Regions from separate parts of the Homo sapiens genome. Here region 2 is linked to region 1. Evidence: read pairs that join two places in POLR2A ChIA-PET (ENCODE). Cell type or tissue: GM12878. All regions are shown on one strand. Each heading gives the region's core, and the rest is flanking DNA. Links, peaks and the distances in the headings are about the cores only.

The links. Peaks named below come from ENCODE experiments on the same cell type or tissue, not always from the same donor. Only the 100,000 strongest peaks of a DNase experiment are listed, where the experiment ranks them.
Region 2: POLR2A ChIA-PET joins it to region 1 with 11 read pairs; 4 of 35 experiments call an interaction of 5 or more read pairs at or near these places.

The regions. Positions count from the first base shown.
Region 1 is chr9:72,199,161-72,210,230 of GRCh38, forward strand. It overlaps GDA (guanine deaminase), which reads left to right. Exons shown (of 14, transcript NM_004293.5): 3 at 3,411-3,582. Among named protein-coding and RNA genes, the nearest start is that of GDA, 55 kb to the left of the region's middle. RefSeq lists a silencer at 4,170-4,329. In GM12878, for the core only: a CTCF peak has its summit at 4,253 (motif pointing right); DNase peaks (open chromatin) are centred at 4,265, 6,601 and 8,219.
Region 2 is chr9:72,269,321-72,280,390 of GRCh38, forward strand. It overlaps the pseudogene LOC100289320. Among named protein-coding and RNA genes, the nearest start is that of LINC01504, 31 kb to the right of the region's middle. In GM12878, for the core only: a CTCF peak has its summit at 2,753 (motif pointing left); a DNase peak (open chromatin) is centred at 4,265.

The sequences.
Region 1 (11,070 bases), core at 752-8,751:
AACTTGCAATCCCAGACCTTCCTTTTGTTCTCTCTATAAAATGAGCAGGTGGGCTCACTGACCTCTAATCTCATGTGCACTCTCACATTCCATGCTTCTGTGTGTACCAATATTATCTGTAATTAATCCTGGACTGTAACCTTGATTCTGGGAATCTTTTTATTAATAATCATTTCACGATGCTTACTATTTCCTTAAAAGGATTGTAACTTTTCTGGGTAAAAAAATCACACTTCAGATGCAATAAATCCTTGCGCTTCTGTTGCCTCTGAAGACTTTGTACTCTGAATCATCTTTCACTCTCTCATCTCAGCTACAATGAACATGCTCATTTCTCCTACATGAAAAACATAAAGTGACTTGAACTCTTCTTCATCCTAACTTTCACTACCAAATATTTTAAAAGGGCGCTCTCCATCTGCACAGGACTTTCTCAAACACTCTCTTTTTAGCACTTAGTGCAGTAACAAAAACATTCTAGAGACTCAGTGACTACTTTTTAAAGGAAGAGCTAAATCTTTCCAAAATTGGGGGTCTTAGGATTATTCCTGAGGCCATGCATTTTTGACCCTTGCAGTTTTTGGCACTAGTCACTGCCCTGCTCCTTCTTGAATGTCTCTTCTTTACTGTCCCTGACACCTCTCTGTCCTGGGTTCCCTCTACCCTCCTGACAATAACTCTGCCAAGATTGATCCTGATCTTTTCTTTCTCAGTCTTACTCCTGAAGTCGAAGGTGCTGCTTAAGATGTTGGTTTGTTCTTCCTTCCACAGAGAACTCTGGCATCGCCAACTTCTAGAGTTACCTATATAAGACCCTCAAATCTGAATCCTTTCTTTTTTTTTTTTTTTTTTTTTGAGATGGAGTCTCGCTCTGTCACCCAGGCTGGAGTGCAGTGGCATGATCTCTGCTCACCTCAAGCTCCGCCTCCCGTGTTCACGCCATTCTCCTGCCTCAGCCGCCCGAGTAGCTGGGACTACAGGCGCCTGCCACCACGCCTGGCTAATTTTTGTATTTTTAGTAGAGATGGGGTTTCACCGTGTTAGCCAGGATGGTCTCGATCTCCTGACCTCGTGATCTGCCCGCCTTGGCCTCCCAAAGTGCTGGGATTACAGGCGTGAGCCACCGTGCCCAGCCTCCTCTCCTTCTTTTCTTCTGCCTCTTCTCCCTTCTCCTTCTTCTTCCTTTTCTTGCTCTTCTTCTTCCCTCCTCCTCTTCCTCCTCCTCCTCTTTTTCTCCTTCTCCTCCTCCTTTCTCGTCCTTTTCCTCTTCTCCTCCTCTCCTTTTTCTTTCTCCTCATTTTTCTTCCTCCTCCTCTCTGTCTCCCTCATTCACCCGTAACCTCCTCAACTAGATTATAAAGTCTTTGACGACAATATGCCTTATTTTTCTCTGGACTCTCCACAGGGCTTGGCGGTTTCCTAAATATAGTAGACATTGGGAAATATTATTTGGTTAAACAATTTAACTGCATGAGGAAGTTACACTGCTATTCCGTTTTATGACGGGAGAGAAAGCAAAGACCCAAAGGACTGACATTGTAGAGAGATCAGTGACTGATACCTGAGAGAAATCCATATTCCACCCTCCCTTTCAGAGTGCTTCCCACATTATAGGCCCACTTAATGCTGCCTTCTTGACGTCCTTAAAAATTTGTCACAGTTCTTTATTTCCATAGTCAGTGAATTAACAATTCCATCACGTGGAACGTAGTGACCGAGAGTACTGAACCTACAGACAAACTGCCTGGGTTTGAATCTCAGCGCCAAAGCTGACTAGTTAACAGTTACTTTTTTTCAAGCTACATAAATTCCCTGAGCTTTAGCTTACCCTTATGTAAAGGAGGGTAACAGTACTCTCATACTTACTAAGTTTCTTGTGAACATTACATCATCATCATCATCATCCATAACATTTATTGATGCTTTCCATTATCTAGGCATTGTTCTTACACACACTAAATACATCCTCATGACAGCCCTATGATGCTACTACTATCTCCATTTTACATAAGGGGAAACTGAGTCACACAGAATTTTTTTTTTTTTTTAATATGTCAAATATCTAACTGCTGATTTATGGTCAAACCTGATTTCAGATCTTAGCAGGCCAAAACCAGAATGTATACACTTTAACTCAACTGCTGCCCACAGATGAGATGATGTATGTAGAACGCTGTGCCAGTGCCTAGTGAATGTACATATTCAGGAAACATTAGCTGCTGTCACCATCATTATTATAATAACTGACTACAAAAAAGCTAGTCTTTTCCATGCGATGTAGAGGCTTTCTTGTAGTCAGACAAGATCAAGATGACCACTGAGTCTGCCATTCCTTGCTCTTGTTTTAAAATAAAGCATTTAGAGTTACTCATGGCTTTATTTGGCTTACAGTTAGGTGGTATGTATACATTTGATTTGATAGCATGAGGAATTATTTGTAATGTTAGGTTTCAAGTTCAAGTTGCTTATGTGATTGAATACTTACCTAGGATAATGGTGGCAGTAGAGGGTCCCATCTTTTGGCAAATATCTGTTTGGATGAGGTTGGATACTTAATAGTGACTGTGGTGAACTGCATTAGCTCTTTAGAAAAGCATGAAGTGTCTGTTAGCACCATACTGCCTCAATTCTGTGGGTAGTGCCTCTGAACACTTTCCAGGACTTTCTAATTATAAGAATTAATAGAAATATGAATATTAATTGGTGGATCATGGTGGTAGCATTAGTGATCACAAGCATCCTGAGCATGGTTGTCACAGCATCATATGTAACTCCCTCTTCGCTTCACTACTTACACCACTGCCCGTTTGTGGTCCATCTCCTGAGATCGCCTGTCCCTAACCAGCTTGCTCTTGCTGCTTCTATTTCAGAACTCAGTTTCTGTAACACGTGGGAAAAGACTAGGTTTCTTGTAGTCAGACAAGATCAAGATGACTGCTGAGTCTAAAATTGCAGCCAGTCTGTTTCTCACCTTTAGTTGCCCTTAGTGACTGGTGTGCACATTGCTCAGCACGGCTCTAGAAGTTTTAAAGGCCTCCTCTTCCATTCTTGATCTCTGACCTACAACTATCAGTTGTGAGAACAAAGTCATGGGATTAAATCAGAGTTCCCGTCCTTTCTTGTGCCACCACTGCTTTGCTTCTGCTCAATGCTGTGTTTTTCCCTCCCTTCGTCATCACTGGTTAACCCCGACCAGCCATTCCAACCTAGAAGCTATATCTCTCCTAGCAGAGCTTCATTTTTATGTCCTGACCTCTAAATAATTGGAGAATTTACAGTTGTCTGATTGCATTACCTATAAACCTGTGTGGGTGAACAGTGAAATCATGCTTGGGAAAAAATGTGATTTAAAAATATGGGAAATGACTGAAGATATTATTAAATACTTTTATTCTCATCTTAATTTCCAGTGAGTTCTTCATGCCTGGGCTGGTTGATACACACATCCATGCCTCTCAGTATTCCTTTGCTGGAAGTAGCATAGACCTGCCACTCTTGGAGTGGCTGACCAAGTACACATTTCCTGCAGAACACAGATTCCAGAACATCGACTTTGCAGAAGAAGTATATACCAGAGTTGTCGTAAGTATCTTGTGTGTGAGTGTGGTATTCTGTTTGGTCATCTATAGAAATATCAGTTTCCTAGGACAGATTTAAATTATAAAGCATAAGCAGTTAAGCCTAAGATGGGCCATAGAGAATTTTTAAGTTTCTTTTTCACAGTCCAGTGAGTTTGTGACCACCTCACCTACACAGCTAGTCAGTGGCAAAGAGAGAATTTGAATCCAAGTTTCCAAAACCCCAATCTGGTGGGTTTACGTTACTCTTTTACTTTCTGTGTTTTACTTTACCAAATCTGGGTTTAATGAATATGTGTATTTCCCTACTCCTGCTAATCCATAATGCTGTTCTGAGGACCATATGGATTCATTATGTGACCTTTGCAAAGTTATGTGACTCACTTTTCCCATCTGTAAAAAATAGAGATCATGATAGTACCTATTTCACAGGATTCTCATGATAATTAAGCAAGTTAATATTTGTGAAGTTCTTAGAATAGTGCCTAGCACATGGTGGGAGCTCTATTTGTTTGCTTTAAAAATGCCCAAGGAAATTTAAAATTAAATATTTAAATTACTGTTAGAAGGAATATCATGTTATTCTGGGAGCTTTGCAAGGAAGGAAAATAGGATGGTCCCATATTGCATGGCACGTGGTAATGTGACTTGAGCACTGACACCACTAGAGGGAACTCTGGGGCTAGTACAGTCATTGAACAGTGGCAGTAGTGTGTACCAGCCATATGTTGAAGGCTCTGAAAGTGTCCTTCCTTCTCCTCTTTCAGGAAAATCAGTTCCTTTCTTACTCCAATCCTGTGCCCAGAACCAGAATCTACTCAGGAATTAGAAACAGTTTCTGCAGTAAAGGAGCTAAAGCGCAAATGCTGCCTTGTCTGATCATTATGTCCTGGTGTTCAGCGCACTTGGTCTGAACACTCATGGATTTTTGTGGGACCCATTGATTCCTCCTAAGGTGTTCACTACATGTGGTGGTGGCAGTATTATAAGCCTTCCACATCAACTGACCTAACCATCTTGCCAGTTTTTTTGGTCTTGCATCATTCCAGTCTTAGAGAGTAAAAGCAAGTGCTTTTTTTTTTTCTTCTTTTTTTTGGAGACAGAGTCTCACTTTGTCACCCAAGCTGGAGTGCAGTGGCATGATCTCGGCTCACTGCAACCTCTGCTGCCCAGATTCAAGTGATTCTCCTGCCTCAGCCTCCCAAGTAGCTGAGATTACAGGCACCTGCCACCACACCCAGCTAATTTTTCTATTTTTAGTAGAGACGGGGTTTCACCATATTGCTCAGGCTGGTCTTGAACTCCTGACCTCATGATCCACCCACCTCGGCCTCCCAAAGTGTCAGGATTACAGGCATGAGCCACCGCGCCCGGCCGAGCAAGTGCTAACATTTATACACTTGCCTCACGTAATTATAAATTCAGTGCAATTGTGGATCTTACATATTTAGCATGCACCACATGACACTAGAAAAGCTGAGAAGGACTAAAGCTATGTATAAAGTAGCTGGTGCATTGTGTTAATGAATGGTGTTAACCACACCAAATCTTTATTCTCAAAATTTATTTATGCCTCACATTGTTCTAAAAAAGATGTGAGATAGCTGAAAATTGCGTAGTATACAACAAAAGAAAATGAGTCATGATATCAAGGCAAAGAAAAAAAAGGGGGAAGGAAAAGTAAAATAAAACCAAGAAAACAATGTCTACTGTGGGGGTCCATGCATTTGTTAGTTTGTCATGAATTTGGCTTTAGATTTCTAGAACCTGACCCAAAGAGGGAAATCAGTTCTGAAATTTACACTGCTTTTATGATTAAAAAACACATTTGTTAAGGTAAAGCATATCTATGCTTCATACTGAAACTTAAGAAAATTAATCTCAATATTCCTTAGTGTGGATAGACACTATGCTGCCAAAATATATATTGTAAAGATTCTATACTATCAAGAAGTCCAGATAGATCATTCTTTTATGTTTAGAGAGGTAGAGTATCAAAGACTATATATTTTTCAGGCAGTACTCCATATAAATTATTTCTGACATCAGAGATTTGTTTAAGTATTTGATGTCAGGCCGAGTGTGATGGTGGTTTAAGTATTTGATGTCAGGCCTGTAATCCTAGCACTTTGGGAGACCAAGGTGGGTGGATCACCTGAAGTCAGGAGTTTGAGACCAGCCTGGCCAACATGGCAAAACCCTGTCTCTACTAAAAATACAAAAATTAGCTGGGTGTGGTGGCATGTGCCTGTAATCTCAGCTACTCAGGAGGCTGAGGCATGAGAATCGCCTGAACCCGGAGGAGGAGGTTGTAGTGAGCCAAGATCAGGCCACTACACTCTAGCCTGGGTGACAGAGTGAGACTCTGTCTCAAAAAAAAAAAAAAAAAAAAAATTGCGGAGCACATATCCTATGTTCTTTCTTATGTGTCTGATAATGAATGAGTGTGGGCCCACAAACTTTTAAGTTGGAGGCACTGAGGGTATGGCTGACATCTGTTTAAGGGTGTGGAGATGTGTTAACTAGCCACGTAGCCTACTCAGTGGGATGAGCTCAGTGGGAATAAACAGTAGTAGCTTTGGGTTTCCTTCCTCCCTTCCTTCTTCCCTTTCTCAGGGGTCTCCCTGTCCTGTCCCTTTACTGTAATTAGGGCACTTCCTGAACTTTCTAGTGTTTTCAGTTCATTCTAGTTGTGGAAAGAAAAACTTCACACAAATTAAATTTAACAGAGTAAATTGAGCAAAGAACGATTCCAGAATCAGGCAGCTCTCAGAACCAGGAAAGGTTCAGAGGACTCTGCCCAGCAAGGTGGGCAGGCAGCATTTAAGACAGAAAATGGAAGTGAGGTATAGCAACAGCTTGATTGTTACAGCTCTGGGTTTGCCTTATTCAAACTTGTTCTAATCACTTGGCACCTGTGACTGGCTAGAGCTCAGCTGCTGTGATTGGCTGAGACTCAGCTATTTGTTACAAAAGCATATTACTAATCAGGCTTTCAGTGAGTTGATAAACTAAGTTAGGTTGCAGTTCCTTATAAACTCAAAGTTGAGAAGCATGCTCAGGCCAAATTTAGCTTGCTTTAACACAGTCCAATTTGAAGTTTCAATTTCTCATTCACTAAAATCTTCTCCCATATAAGCCCTGTACCTCCTGGTTTGGGCCTGACACTGAGGAAGGGGCTTACTATCAGTGTTTGTGTAGTGCTTCTAAATAACCCCAGCTTTCCGTTTCAATTTCATCTTTAAGTCAAGATTGTAGAAAGGTGCTTAAAATTTTGAAAATTTAGAAAAATTTAGATTACATATCCGTTTTAATTTTGAGTTTTATTTTAGTTTGGTTAGTAAATGTAATGTGTCATTTTTCTTGGGGATAGCTGAGATTTATGACCTAATAAAAGGTTAATTTTTATGATTATTCTGCGATTTTTTAAAAGAAGACTGCATTTTCTCTGTTGATTTGACATTTTTTTCTATCTCTATGAGATGAAGTTGTTAAAAGTCTTGAACACTTCTATTCTTTTGCTGCATATTCTCCCATATGGTAAGACAAGAACATTTTCATTCTGTTCCCTTCTTCATCCCTACCTTTTTTGCTACGTCCTATGTTATATCATCTGAGATTTTAGTTCCATTTTTTTTTGCCGTGTATACTATATTTAAGATAATATTTAACTTTTAAGTTTAATTTAAAAAAATTATCTCAATTTAATTCCAGTTTTTTATTTTAACATCTGCACTTAATTTAACAATGAGGGCCGGGCACGGTGGCTCATGCCTGTAATCCCAGCACTTTGAGAGGCCTAGGCGGACGGATCACCTGAGGTCAGGAGTTCAAGACCAGCCTGGCCAACATGGTGAGACCCCGCCTCTACTAAAAATACAAAAATTAGCCAGGCATGGTGGCGGGTGCCTGTAATCCCAGCTACTCAGGAGGCTGAGGTGGGAGAATCTCTTGAACCCAGGAGGTGGAGGTTGCAGTGAGCCAAGGTGCACCATTGCACTCTAGTCTGGGTGACAGAGTGAGACTCCATCTCAATAATAATAATTATTATAATTATAATTTAACAATGAGCTTTGCTTTTTATTTTGCTACTTGGATCCCTGTCTTCATTCATTTTTGTTGGAATATATCCTCTGACAATTCTTTCCAATCAGGTGAGTGATAAACATTCTAAAACCTAGAATTATCAAAAATGGCTTTACTTTTTTTTTTTGACTCTTGAACAATGCCTTAGCTGTAGAGAGAATTCTATTTGAAATTATTTATCTATCAGCATCCAATGTGCTGACATCAATGTGATTCTCATTTCTTTCTAGTTAATTTTCTGGCCTTTGAGATTTTTTTCTTCATTCCTGATATTCTGAAATTGTAATTGTTGATCATCCCAATTCATTCTCAGTTTAATTCTTCAATTCATTCTCTTTAATACATAGTTCTTTCAATAAGAGAACTTCTGTCTTCCTTCTGTTTCTAGGAATTCTGTTATTTCTCTTTCTCTTTCTCTCTCTTTCTGAGTATATTCCTCTCTTCAATCTATTCTTCCTTTTGATAATTACTATTAGAAAAATATTGAAACTTCTGTTCTGTTTTCATGTCTCTAAACTTTTCTTTCACACTACATTCTTAGGAAATGGTATGGGCCAGTTTTGTAAATCATTAACTCACTCTTACTATTTATAATAACCTGTTCCTCTTTCAAGATATGACATCCTGTCCTATTCATCAAAGGATGCTATTTTTCATTCATTTTATGTCTCTTGTTGTTTTAGTAATTCTGCTTCCTCAGGTGTTCATTCAGTAAATATTTACTGAGCACATCCTAGAACCCATACACTTTTCTAGTTGCTGGAGATTAAATTTGATACCTTTGTCATGGTATTGGCTTTCCACCTGGATTTGTGATGGAGAGCTCATCCTTGTCTGTAATTGACAGGTTCTAAACATCCTCTGCTGGTGGCCAGATCTTTTTGTTTTACATGAAAATTATCTTAATATTTGGAAAAATTGACAGGTTTCCAAATTCTTTTGACTTTTGGGGCTAACCAATATTACTGAGTTCTCATTTGCTTTTTTGAAACAATTGACTGGGCCAGGTGTGGTGGCTCATGCCTATAATCCCAACAACTTTGGGAGTCTGAGGGCAAGAGGATCACTTGGGGCCATGAGTTCAAGACCAGCCTGGGCAACATAGCAAGGGCTTGTCTTAAAAAAAAAATAGCTAGGCATGGTGGCATGCATCTGTAGTCCCTGCTACTTGGGAGGCTGAGGTGGAAGGCTCTCTTGATCCCTAGAATTCAAGGTTACAGTGAGCTGTGATGTGTGATGGCACCTCTGCACTCCAGAGCAAGACCCTGTCTCAAAAAACAAAACCCAAAATAACAACAACAACAAAAAATGGAACACACTGGATCTAATTAGAGGCTACTGTCTAAGGTACGGCATGTTCATTTCTATTATCCTAACTCCAAACTATTTCAATCCTGCAGACACTTGAGCTTCTGATGTCTGTACTAGTCAAGAAAACCCTGTTTTTTCACAAAGGAGGAAACATGGAATGTAAGCAACCTTCTCAAGGTCACGTAGCTAATAACAGGCAAAACGTAAGCAAGAGCCACTGTCTGGAGGGTTTTCCTCTGCATTTAAAAGCTTCTGCTAAAGATATGCCCCAAAGTATTCAATCCACTAGTCCTTTTTCCAAGTGCTCAGACAGGTCAGGCAATATCCGTTCCATTTTCTTTCTTGAAGATCTTCTCACCTCCTCCCATTCTCTTGTTTCTGGTCAGCATTCTCTGTAGCACTACTGTAATCTTGGCATTCTCTTTGCCTCTTTCCTGCGTTTAATGCCCACTCCCTGGATCCAGGAATTACTTTGGATTACTCTTGTGTTTTACTAAAAGACAGTTTCTAAAAGCTTCCTAAGAAAGAGTTCATGGAGAGTAAAATTTTCAAGTCCTTCGGTACTTAATCATATTTCTATGCTACCTTCACACTTGATTGATAATTTACCAAGGTATAAAATTATATGTTAAAAATAACTCCTGTTGTGACAAACAACTTATATGTACTTGTGGGAAGACCTCCTTTTTAATTGCTAGAACATGAGCATTGCATTTTTTGCAAGTACTTAATTGTCTGTGTATCACTGTGGCCCTTAGAAAATTTTCTAAAGTACTTAGAAAATAGAAACCTATATAATAGAGCGTTTTCTATTTTCTAAGTACTTTAATTATTTACTTAGGATTTTTGGTTACAGAATGATATATATGAGTTGAATTTGAAGGCATTGTTCTGCTTCCAGCATTGTTAGTGAGAAATCCAATGTCGTTGTGAGTCCTGTCATTTATCTGTGACCAGTTTTTTTTTTTTTCCTGGAGTTTTTAGCATCTTTTCTGTACTTACGAACTTAATATCTCACAATTATATGCCTTACTTTGGGTTCTCTTTTTATTCCCTGTGCTGACAATTCTATGAGGATTTTAATTTTGGAGATGAATATTATTTTTCATATTTTTGTCCCTTCCATTTATTTAAAAAAATTTAGATTTCTTATTCTAAATGTTGGATTGCCTAGATTGAGCCTAATTTTCTTATGTTCTCACCTTTGATTTTCATCTTTTCCTTTTCCTGAGCAATTCTCTTGTAATTTATCCTACAACCCTCCTACTGGCTTCCACATTTCATTTATAATATTTTTACTTTTGGAGAGCTCCTGCATTCTGATTTTCATAGCATTCTGTTCTTGTTTTGTGGGTGCAATAGTGTGTTTTATTTCTTTGAGGATGTGAGTCATAGTTGTTTTTTTTAACTGAGCTTTTTTCTGACCTTATAGATTATGTTTCCTCTAAGATTTTTTCCAGATTCTTTCTCCCCCTCCTTATCTTTTTGATAATAGATTCCCTCCAATGCCTATCAAACCCTGGACATACATTCATACTGTGATGCTATAAGGTGCTGACTGGAATTTCTGGGTGGAGGTATCACTTGTTGATGGTAACTTCATTATAGGATGAGTAGTGAAGGCAGTGAATTTGGGTCCCAAACGTCACTGTGAAGACATCTTTCTTTTAGAGCCATTCATTTTCTCTAGAAAATAATCGTTTAGTCCCCTGCCAGGAGTTGTGGGAGTAGTACACGTGGTATTCTGGGGAAAATGACTGAGTGCCCTTGAGGTCAGCCAGATTTTCACTTAAACCTCTGCTTTACCTTCTCTTTTGGAGCTTGTACCCTCTAAATACTATCCAGGTTCTATAAAGAGTAAATCTCTCTTATAAGGAAGAAGTTAAGGGTGGTTGGCTGATTTCAACAAGGTTCCTGCCAGGGTTTAATCATACCTGCATAGACTTCCAGCCAGTCCCCTGCTAAAACCCACACACTTCTCTCCTTCTTTCCAAGTTGCTTCCAGGTTCTCGTCCATGTTTTTTGTCTTCCAAGAAGATATTGAAATGTTTTCTCTGCTCATGTCTCTCCTCTCATGTTCTTCTTGTGGGTTAAT
Region 2 (11,070 bases), core at 1,242-9,241, 71 kb after region 1:
GCAACATTTGGGCAGGAAATGCCTGTCCTCATCTAGGTCTGTGGGGGTGGAGTCCTAGACAGGGACCATGCCCTCCTCTACCCAGCACTTCCTTTCCTTGCTTTCATATCATTTAAAGGCATCATGCTCTTTCCTTCCCAGTACTTCCATATCACACTGAGGAATTTAGTCTATACACAAACACAAGAATATTTTCGTAACTATAATAGCAAAAAATTGGGAGTGACCTAAAAGTACACCAACAAGGCACTGGTTAAATACCATGCAGTGGCTGGGCACAGTGGCTCATGCCTGTAATCCCAGCACTTTGGGAGGCCAAGGTGGGCGGATCACTTGAGGCCAGGAGTTCAAGACCAGTCTGGCCAGTATGCTGAAACCCCGTCTCGACTAAAAACACAAAAATTAGTTGGGTGTGGTGTCACATGCCTATAATCCCAGCTACTTGGGAAGCTGAGGTAGGAGAATCGCTTGAACCTAGGAGGTGGAGTTTTCAGTCAGCCAAGATCATGCCACTGCACTCCAGCCTGGGTAACAGAGGGAGACTCTATCTTGAAAAAAAATAACAATAATAATAATTAATTTTAAAAAGATTTTTGGCAGGGTGCAGTGGCTCACGCCTATAATCCCAGCACTTTGGGAGGCCGAGGTGGGCAGATTACCAGAAATCGGGAGTTCTAGACCAGCCTGACCAACATGGAGAAACTCTACTAAAAATACAAAATTAGCCAGGTGTGGTGGCACATGCCTTTAATCCCAGCTACTCAGGAGGCTGAGGCAGGAGAATCACTTGAACCCAGGAGGCGGAGGTTGCGGTGAGCTAAGATCCTGCCATTGCACTCCAGACTGGGCAAGAAGAGTGAAACTCCGTCTCAAAAAAAAATAAAAAGTTTTTTAAAAATACCATGTAGTACTACGTAGTTATTTAAAATTTCCCAAAGCAGTAGCCTTTGGAGAGAGTAGCAGGGAAACTTACATTTCGCAGCATTCTCTTTTGTATGTGTACCATTTAACTTTTGTACTGAATGTATGTATTGCTTAATTTTAAAAATACATATATTATTTTATTTATTTTTTGAGGCAGGGTCTCACTCTGTTGCCCAGGCTAGAATGCAGTGGTGCAATCATGGCTCACTGCGGCCTCAACCTCCTATGCTCAAGCGATCCTCCCACCTCAGCCTCCTGAGTAGCTGGGATTGCAGACATGTGTCACCATGCCCAGATAATTATTTTTTGCTTTTTCTGTAGAAATGGGGTCTTGCTATGTTGCCCAGGCTGGTCTCACATTCCTGGGCTCAAGTGATCCTCCTGCCTCAGTCTCTGAAAGTGCTGGATTACAGGCATGAGCCACTGCGCCTGGCCAAATATATGAATTTTTAAAAATGAAAAGTAAAACTAAGATTGAAGTAGTAACAATTGCCAACACTTAATGTGGTGGTTATTCTATAGGCCAAACATTGTTCCAAGAGATTTATTGGATCAACTCATAAAATTTTCACAAAAATTAAATGGGAAAGATCTATTACTATTTTAATCGCACAAAGAGAGAAACCAAGGTCCACAGAAGTTAAATAATTAGGTTGGATTCCAGGCCAAATAAAGGACATTAGTGGGACAATTGGAAAGATTTGAATAATGTTTGTTGATTAGATCAGGGATCTGCAAGCTTTCTTTGTAAAGGGCCAGAGAGTAACTATTTTAGGCTCTGTAGACCAAACGGTGAGAGAACCTTGGCAGGTCTCTGTCACAAGCAGTAAATTCTGCATGTGCAGCACAAAAGCAGGCACAGACGTGTGAACAAATGAGCATGCTGAGTTCTGATAAATCTAGTGTATGAACATTGAAACGTGAATATCATATAACTTTCATGTGTTAAATAGTGCTTAACTGGCTGGGTGCGGTGGCTCATGCCTGTCATTCCAGCACTTTGGGAGGCCGAGGCCGCTGGATCACTTGAGGTCAGGAGTTCGAGACCAGCCTGGCCAACGTGATGAAACCCCATCTCTACAAAAATTAGCTGGGCATGGTGTCACACGCCTGTAATCTCAGCTACTCAGGAGGCTGAGGCATGAGAATCGTTTGAACCCAGGAGGCGGAGGTTGCAGTGAGCCGACATCGTGCCACTGCACTGCAGTCTGGGCAACAGAGCAAGAAGAAAGAAAAGAAAGAAGGAAGGAAGGAGAGAGAAAAGAAAGAGAAAGAGAGAAAGAAAAAGAAAAGAAAAAAAGGAAAGAAAGAAAGAAAGGAAAGAAGGAAGGAAAGAAAGAGCTTAACTATCTAAAAGCATTCTTACCTAGGGCGCCCTGCAAAAATAGATGGTGGGCTGGATTTGACTGAGTTTCAGGCCAAAACTTGCTACCCCCTGGGTAAGATAACGGTATTGGTCATCGCACTCTGGTTATGTAAGAGAATGTCCTTGTTTTCAGAAAATACTACACACGAAAATATTTACAGTGAAAACGTCATTCTGTTTCTAACTTGTCTGCCAAGTGGTTGTCTGGCCTCCGCTTGCACAGCTCCCTTGATGAGGAACTCATTTTATTAAGTGGCTTATTTTCTTACAGGACAACATAAAAAATTATTTACCAGATAAAAAATATATATGCTTCCATGTGAGACAAATGCTAGAATAAATACAATTATTTTAAAGTGAATGAAATTGGTCTTTTGATAACAAGACTAAAAAATTGGCGTTTTTCAAGTGCAAGGTGAGATTGCAAGCAGGCCAGCCAATGTTTAACTAGTACTCCACCTAGTGGCCAAAGCTTGAATGAACGACTGTGGAATGACCAGTCTCCCTCCAAAAGGGCCAAGGGCAGAGGAAAAAATAAGTTAAATTAACTTTATTTTGACAACCAGTAGAATAGAAATTCATGATTTTAAATGTACAAAACAAGTAGTGATTATTTTTCTAGCAAGAAACTGGATGTATTTTTTCTTATGTGAGGAAAATAATTTCCTAGGTTGAACCCAAATTCTACAATAGATCAGTTGTAAATAAAATTATATTCTCAATGAAAACAAATATTGCTTACTTAATTCCTTCGTGAAGACAATTTTACAAGGAAAAAACCACAAAATTATGAACTTCCAAATGGCTTGCTTGAATCACCTCAGCTCCTTAAGATAAAAGGCAAAGATTTGTCCATTGGAAAGCTATCTCTAACTTGTGGAAATACGAGAAAATAATGAATGTCCATGAACATATTAAAGTTAACTTAGGAAGTTTCAATGTAATTCAAAGCATTTTACATATTCACCAAATATGAAATTCAACAACACTGCTTACAGTTGGCCAATTATTTTAGATTCCTATGGACACATACATGATTCAAACCACACAGCTTGCTCTAGCTTATATAAACCAACTACAAGTTAATGGGCATCACCCCTCTTCCAGGATTACATAGTCAGGTGAAATCATCAGCGGGGAAATTGGGCAGATGGTGCTATAATGGTTCCATGACAGATGTTAAGAGTCAAGGCTTGGAAATCTAGAATCTCAGGTTTGGAAGGGCACTCTAAAGATCACCTTGCTTGGCCAGCTGACTGATCTTTGAATCCCTTTTTTGACATTTTCAGCAATGAATATTCAATCTCGTTTAAGCCCTGAGAGTGATGGGCAGCTCAAGACTATGTCCCAAGGTTCTTTCCATTCTTGCCAAGTTGGAAAATCTCTTGAGTAGCCAGAATTGTTCTTGCAGACTTTCACCTCTAACCCGCTGATACGCCTTTCAAGAGCAAGTCTACCATGTCTGCTTATGAAAGTCTTCACATATTTGAAGAAAACTACTATGTCCCACTGAAGCATTTAAAAAAATCTGGATGAAGTATTTTTAGTTCTTCATATCTCACTGTTTTATTATCTACTTAAACCTTTCATTCTTTTCCACATTGGTCTCTTAAGTCATTCATCTACTCATCAATTTTTTCATTAGTATTTATAGATCCAACTGTTGGAGTTTTCTTCTACCTCTATTGAATTGCATGTTCCTAAAGTAAGTCCATCCTTTTAACCCACTGAAGTCTTCGGATCCAGAATTTTTCTATGCTCACTAGATTTGTATCATTTCAAGTTTAAGTCTATCTCTGTTCATCCATAGGGAGCAGTCACTAGAATTTTCCCAAGCTTTATTTAATCCTCATAACAACCTGTTATTAAGTGAAGATATCTTGAAAGTGATAGTGATTGACAGTCAGGCAATAGTTAATCCATTTTATAGAGAAAATAAAAAGCAGGCGGCCAAGTGAGTCATTCAAAGATGGTGTCCAATGGACCATGACTCTCAGTTTTCATGCCTACTCCCAGTGTGGTCCTCTTTTACATTAAACCTGGGCTTGACCTGTGGCTCAACTGGTAACACTGTCTAGGTTGAATGTGATTTTTTTTTTTTTTTTGAGATGGAGTCTCGCTCTGTCGCCCAGGCTGGAGTGCAGTGGCGTGATCTTGGCTTGCTGCAACCTCCGCCTCCGGGGTTCAAGCAATTTTCCTGCCTCAGTCTCCCGAATAGCTGGGAATACAGGCACATGCCACCATGCCCGGCTAATTCTCTGTGTGTGTGTGTGTGTGTGTGTGTGTGTGTGTGTGTGTGTGTGTGTGTAGTTTCAGTAGTAGAGATGGGGTTTCACTGTGTTAGCCAGGATGGTCTCGATCTCCTGACCTCATGATCTACCTGCCTTGGCCTCCCAAGAGTGTGATTTTTAATTGCCTTTTGAGTCAAATCATTCAGCTGGTAATAGATGAAACTTATGTTCTCCTTGCTAAGAAATGATGAACACAACCACAATACTAAACAATGGTATGAATGAAGCAGAATTGGGAATTATTTTGTGGGCAAAATGTAAATTAGAGCACATCTGAATGTTTTATTCAATCACAATATATCCCAATGTTAAACTTAGAAAGTGAATAAAGCATATTAAATTGATTTGTCTCTGCAAATTTTAGAGCGTATGACTAGATTTGTACATATCTGAAGAGTCATTAACAGTGCCAATCAATCCAATTATATACATTTTACAGGCATCTTGCTGTGAAAATAATTGAACACAACTATTTTGCTTCCCTAAAATTATTATATCTTTAAGTCAATAAATATATTTTCACATTTTAAATTCATGGGGACTTTTTTTCTGCCCATAAAGAGAAGAGATTAATAAATATATTGATAATCCTTGGAAGGAATTTGTCTTTAAGGGGAAAAAAGCTATCTGATTTGCCTCTATTTTATTTGAAGACAGAGCTGAGTTTGCCTGAAGGCATGTAGAAATTTACAGCTTCTGGATCAAAGAGAGGTCATGATGTAATCAGGACTGTTTGATGCAAGTAACAGCAACTGACCAGGGCTATCCAAAATCAGCTCTCCACTTCCAGAGGACGTGCCAGTACTGAATGCCTCTTCTATCGCTGGGTACCATAACCATGTGGTACACGGTGAAAGATGCTAACTGCCCTTCAACTCTGGTCCCTGGGCATTGGATTAACCAGCTTGGGTCATGTGCTCCCACCTCCATGATGGGCGTGAAGGAGGAAGACTTCATCCTGATATTCTTTGGTAAGAGTTGAGGTACCACATCCCACGGACACCACACAAGGTGGAGGATTCTTGCAAATTAAAAAAGGGGGGTTGGATGTGGGGACAGCCTGAATTAAAATAAAAGCTGGTTACAATATTCATCTCTACAGTGCCGGTGGTTTTGACTTAACGGCCCTGCTCTGACCTGCATCTCCCAGAACAACATTTTTTTTCTTCACATGAACTGTCCTGCCCCAGTGTTTCTTCCTGCCCAAGCCTGTCCCATTATATTACCTAAGTATTCATGATTCATCACTAACTCTTCCTCTACCCCGCACCACCCCCTCCACCACCACCACTACTATCTCCTTCCACTTCCAGTTGGATTTTTCTCCCCAAGTCATGGGAAATTCATCACTGGTATATGAAGAAGGAAGCACAAGAATGGGAAGGAGTGAGGCAGGGGCTATCTGCAGAGGAGAGTTCTTGTTCTTACTGGCAAGGCTGAAGCAGGAGAGATATGTGTTCTAATGCTCATGATAGGAAATCTGGGTGCAGGTCACTGCAGCTCTCAGCTCCTGCAGTGCAGCCACTGCCTGCCCCATCAGCTTCCCAGACCATGTCCAACCTCGAGCGCACCTTTATCTCCATGAAGCCACACGGTGTGCGGTGGGGCCTGCTGGGCAATGTCATGAGGCACTTTGAGCTGAAGGGATTCCACCTTTGGGCCTCTGAGGAACACCTGAAGCAGCTCTACCCTGACCTGAAAGACTGTCCATTCCTCCCTGGGCTGGTGAAGTACATGAACTCATGGCCATGGAGGAGGGACTGAGTGTAGTGGAGACAGGCCGAGTGATGCTTGGGAGACCAATCCAACGGATTCTAAGCCAGGCACCAGTGGCGGGGACTTCTGCATTCAGGTTGGCAGGGACATCATTCATGGCAGTGACTCAGTAAAAAGTGCTGAAAAATAAATCAGCCTATGGTTTATGGCTCCATGTCCCCAAATACCCTCAGCCCTGGGAAACCAAGACAGTTGATGGCACTACATATTTCCAAGGTCAGAGTCTGTGGGTGGGAAAAACTTAACCTGAAGAGCTGGTTGATTACAAGTCTTGTGCTTATGACTGGGCCTATGAACAAGAGGTGGACACAGCAGCGGTCTTCTTCAGCACTGCTTGGAGTGTCCCTGGACATGGTTCTTCATTCCATTGACTTGGAAGCAACAGGATTGATCATTCTTTTCTAAAGAATATTTACCAATAAAGCCTTTGGAAACTGGAAACAAACAAATAAACAAACAAAAAGGAATCTGAATGCATATGTGATGTAAATGGGTCAAAGATGGGCCCTGTTTCTTGGTCCTCATGTGTTGAACTTCTTCGCAGCAGGCTAGGACCATGAACTCGAAGCCTGCCAGCACCAATTCAAATTTTTACACATATTACTTTAAATATAGCCCCAATAAGCCTATTTTTAGACCATTAGAGCCTGACTTCTTTGCACACCCCACAAAACTGCACCCAACACCTGTTAACCATATATAAGATACATTCTGTAGCTACTAAAAACCCCAACAGACCTGCTGCTCTTCAGAACTCTGACCCAGAGGCTCCCCACCTTGCTGCTGAGTGACACTGCCTAGACCCGTGTACCTCCTCTCCCATTTCCCTCTCCACTCAGTGCTCTCTTTCCCTCTTCCCTTCCAGGTGGTGGCCCCATGCCTGCAGCTCTCTCTAGATCAGCTCTTGGTAGGAAGAACACCCTTTCTTTCTTATGCAACCTTGTCACAGCACTATCAAATAAGCTTGTTGTGCAATATTGCCATCTCATCTTTTCCTTAATCAGTCCTGAAATTTACAAACTTACCACAGTACCTATCTTATCTTAACCATGATCCAGGACTAAATTTCAGCTATATCAAGGATTAATTAGGCTTCTGGAAACATAACCATCAGAAATATGTAGTGTCATCAACTGTCTTGGTTTCCCAGGACTGAGGGTATTTGGGGACACGGAAATTTTAGTACTAGAACTGGGAAGGGGCGCAGGCAAACCACAATGAATTGATCACCCTAGGAATAACTGTTTCTAATAACTGTTTCTTATAACTGCACCCCCAATTACTGATTTCAAGTCAACTTAGTGAGAACCTTTGGAGACAGACTGTTGGAAAGTATCTGTGCTCACTTTACTCAATGCAATCCAGCTTTTAAGTAGGGCCGGCTATGTGTATCTTAATATGATTTTCAACAGCTTCCCCTGGAAATCTTTATGTTCAGTAATATTTTACACAGACCAAAACTGGGATACCAAGGACGTCAAGAGAATATTCATGACTTGGCTAAGAGTCAAAGAAAGATTTTATGGTGACCCAAGAAAAGAGTCAATAAATAGCCAGTCTTTCTTTAGAAATTGTTCTTTAAAAGCTTGATTATTTCTGGTTTCTGGTCAAAATTTACTCCAGGAAGACTAGACAGGCCATGCTGGCCAAAAGCCCAATTGTCAGGGCAGCTGCCCTTGAAGTTGGGAGAAATTTTATTAACAATAAAGTTCCAAGGTCAGAATCTGCAGGTGGGAAAAACTCATGGTTGAAAATTGCCAATAAAAGACAAGTTCAGTGGTCTGTGCCTGCAATCTCAGTGACTCAGGAGGCTGAGATTGGAGGATCGCTTGAGTTTAAGAGTTCATGACCAACCTGGGCAACATAGTGACACCCTGTCTCTAAAAAACAAAAAGAAAAAGAAAAAAGAAAATTGTAACAAACACCGATGAAATCAAACTGAGTCATGCGTATCAATTTGGGTGAAGTTTTCAGGAATCTCTAAATCTATTTTCTTGGTAGCCAGGAAAAACAGCAACAACAACAAAACCTTATAGGGATGAACTCGTTCTCTAAATTTAAACTCCTTGTTTAATACGCTTTTAGCAGGAGATCATCTGAATCTGTTAAAAAGGCACACTTCTCATGATGTTTGTGTTAGTTTGGGTTCTCCCCAAAAACAGAGCCTGAGAAAAGAACTCAGGTGTAGAACATGGGAGGCGATCCCAGGAAACAGGAGAAAGGGAACTGGAAGAATGAGCAGGGAAGGAGAAAATCAATATAAGGAAGGGTACATTATCAGGGTTACTGCCATGGGCAGTGTGGGCTCAGTTCTCTCAGGAACGCTGAAAAAGAAAAAAGTTCTTGTGGGTCAGGAATTTGGGAGCAGCTTGTCTGGGCAGTTATGGCTCTAGGTTTTTCATAGGTAGCTGTTAGATGTTTGCAGGGGCTGTGATCATCTGAAGGCTTGTCTGAGGCTGGGGGATCCCTCTCTAAGGTGACTCACTAATGTGGCTAGCAAGTTAATGTTGGCTTTTGGCCTTAGGCCTCAGCTCCTCTCCACATGAGCCTCTCCACAGGGCTGTTTGATTGTCCTAGCAATACAGCGGCCAGCTTCCTCCAAAACAAGTGATCCAAGAGATAAAAATGGAATACACAATGCATTTTATGATGTGGCCTTGGAAGTCACACACTGTCACTTCTTTCATATACCATTGATCACACAGACCAGACCTGATTCAATGTGGAAGAGGCTATGTGAAGGTGTGAATTCCAGGGAAACAAGATTCTTTGTGGTCATCTTGTAGGCAAGCTGCCACCTAGCCTCAATTTCCTAGCCACCAAGTTCTTGAGAGGATTAAATGAGATAACGCATATAAAGTTCTTTTTTTTTTTTTTTTGAGATGGTGTCTCGCTCTGTCACCAGGCTGGAGTGCAGCAGTGCAATCTCGGCTCACTGCAACCTCTGCCTCCCAGGTTCAAGCGATTCTCCTGCCTCAGCTGGGATTACAGGCACGCAACACCACGCCTAGCTAATTTTTGTATTTTTAGTAGAGACGGGGTTTCCCCATGTTGACCAGTATAGTCTCTATCTCCTGAGCTCATGATCCTCCCGCCTCGGCCTCCCAAAGTGCTGGGATTACAGGCATGAGCCACTGTGCCCAGACTGCATATAAAGTTCTTAATACATTACCTGGTATAGTAAATACTCAATAAATATTAGTTATCACTATTGTTATGAGCTTCTCTTTTCTTTTATCTTCTTTCCACCCAGAGACAGACCATCTTCATAGTAGCTGCCATGATTGTAAATTAGTGTACAGCTGATTGTTTAACTGAATTGAATGTTTAGTTTCAAAGCCTAATCTGGGCGTAACATCTGAGTAGAAAATCCTAATGCAACATTTAAGTTTTTGAAGGGCAGCAGGTTATCTGAAAGCTTGATAGCTCTTTCAGTTTGAAAGCTGTTGTCTGATCATCACCCCTTTCACTTTCGTAGCTCTGGACCCAGTTGAAGCCCAAGGACTTAGCTCTACTTCCTCCACCCCTGGCACCTGCTTGTCATGCTAAGAATTGATCCTCTGAGAGAGGCTGGAGGCTATAAAAATTCACCTGTGTCCCTCACACCCTGGTGGGTTTCCTGATGGGTCTGAATCTCCCTCCCTAACCCACACCCCTAGCTTTCACCAGGACTCTTTGGAACCAGAAGAGCATTCTGCATATTTCTTTGGTTTGATTCCTATGTTTGAGGTCTGGCTGTGTGGACAGATTTTATTACTTTATGTCTCCCAAACTGCTCAAATCCTCACCTAGGTGGCATTTTAACCTAGTTTCCTTTTCCCCAGCTGGTGAAGCAGTGGTGTATGAATAAATCCAACATCCTTGGCAGGAGAAAAACTTTTTGTCTGATTACTAGAGCTACAAAATATCTCCTTTGTCCTGTTGTACTTTTGGGGTAACATGATAGTCCACTCTTTCCTGCTCTTCTGTCTGTATTTGCTGTTATGGACCATATTTGCTTTCTCCATCCTTAGCCATGGCCGTGTTTGTTTTGACATCCATAATATCCTTAGACGAGCGCTGTGGTTCTTAGCCTTGGCTGCTCATTAGAACCACCTGAGAGCTTAAAAACTTCTCAATACCCTGGCTAAACACCAGAACAATTATATAGGGATCTCTGGGCGTGGAATCCAGGCACCAGTATTTTTTTCAAGCTTCCTATGTTGATTCCAATGGGCAGCCAAGTTTGAAGACAGTGATTCTCAGACTTTTTAAACTTAGAACCCCTCACCTCTCTTAAAAATTATTGAGGAGCCGGGTGCGGTGGCTCACGCCTGTAATCCCAGCACTTTGGGAGGCTGAGGCGGGTGAATCATAAGGTCAGAAGATCGAGACCATCCTGACTAACATGGTGAAACCCCATCTCTACTAAAAATACAAAGAAATTAGCCAGGTGTGGTGGCAGGCGCCTATAGTCCCAGCTACTTGGGAGGCTGAGGCAGGAGAATGGCGTGAACCCGGGAGGTGGAGCTTGCAGTGAGCCAAGATCACACCACTGCACTCCAGCCTGGGCGACAGAGACTCCGTCTCAAAAAAATAAATTATTGAGGAGCCCAGAGTTTTTGTTCATGTCGATTATATTTAGATATTTACTGTATTAGAAGTTAAAACAAAAAGTTTAATTCATTCACTTAAAAGTAATAACAAACCTATTATATGTTAATATAAATAACA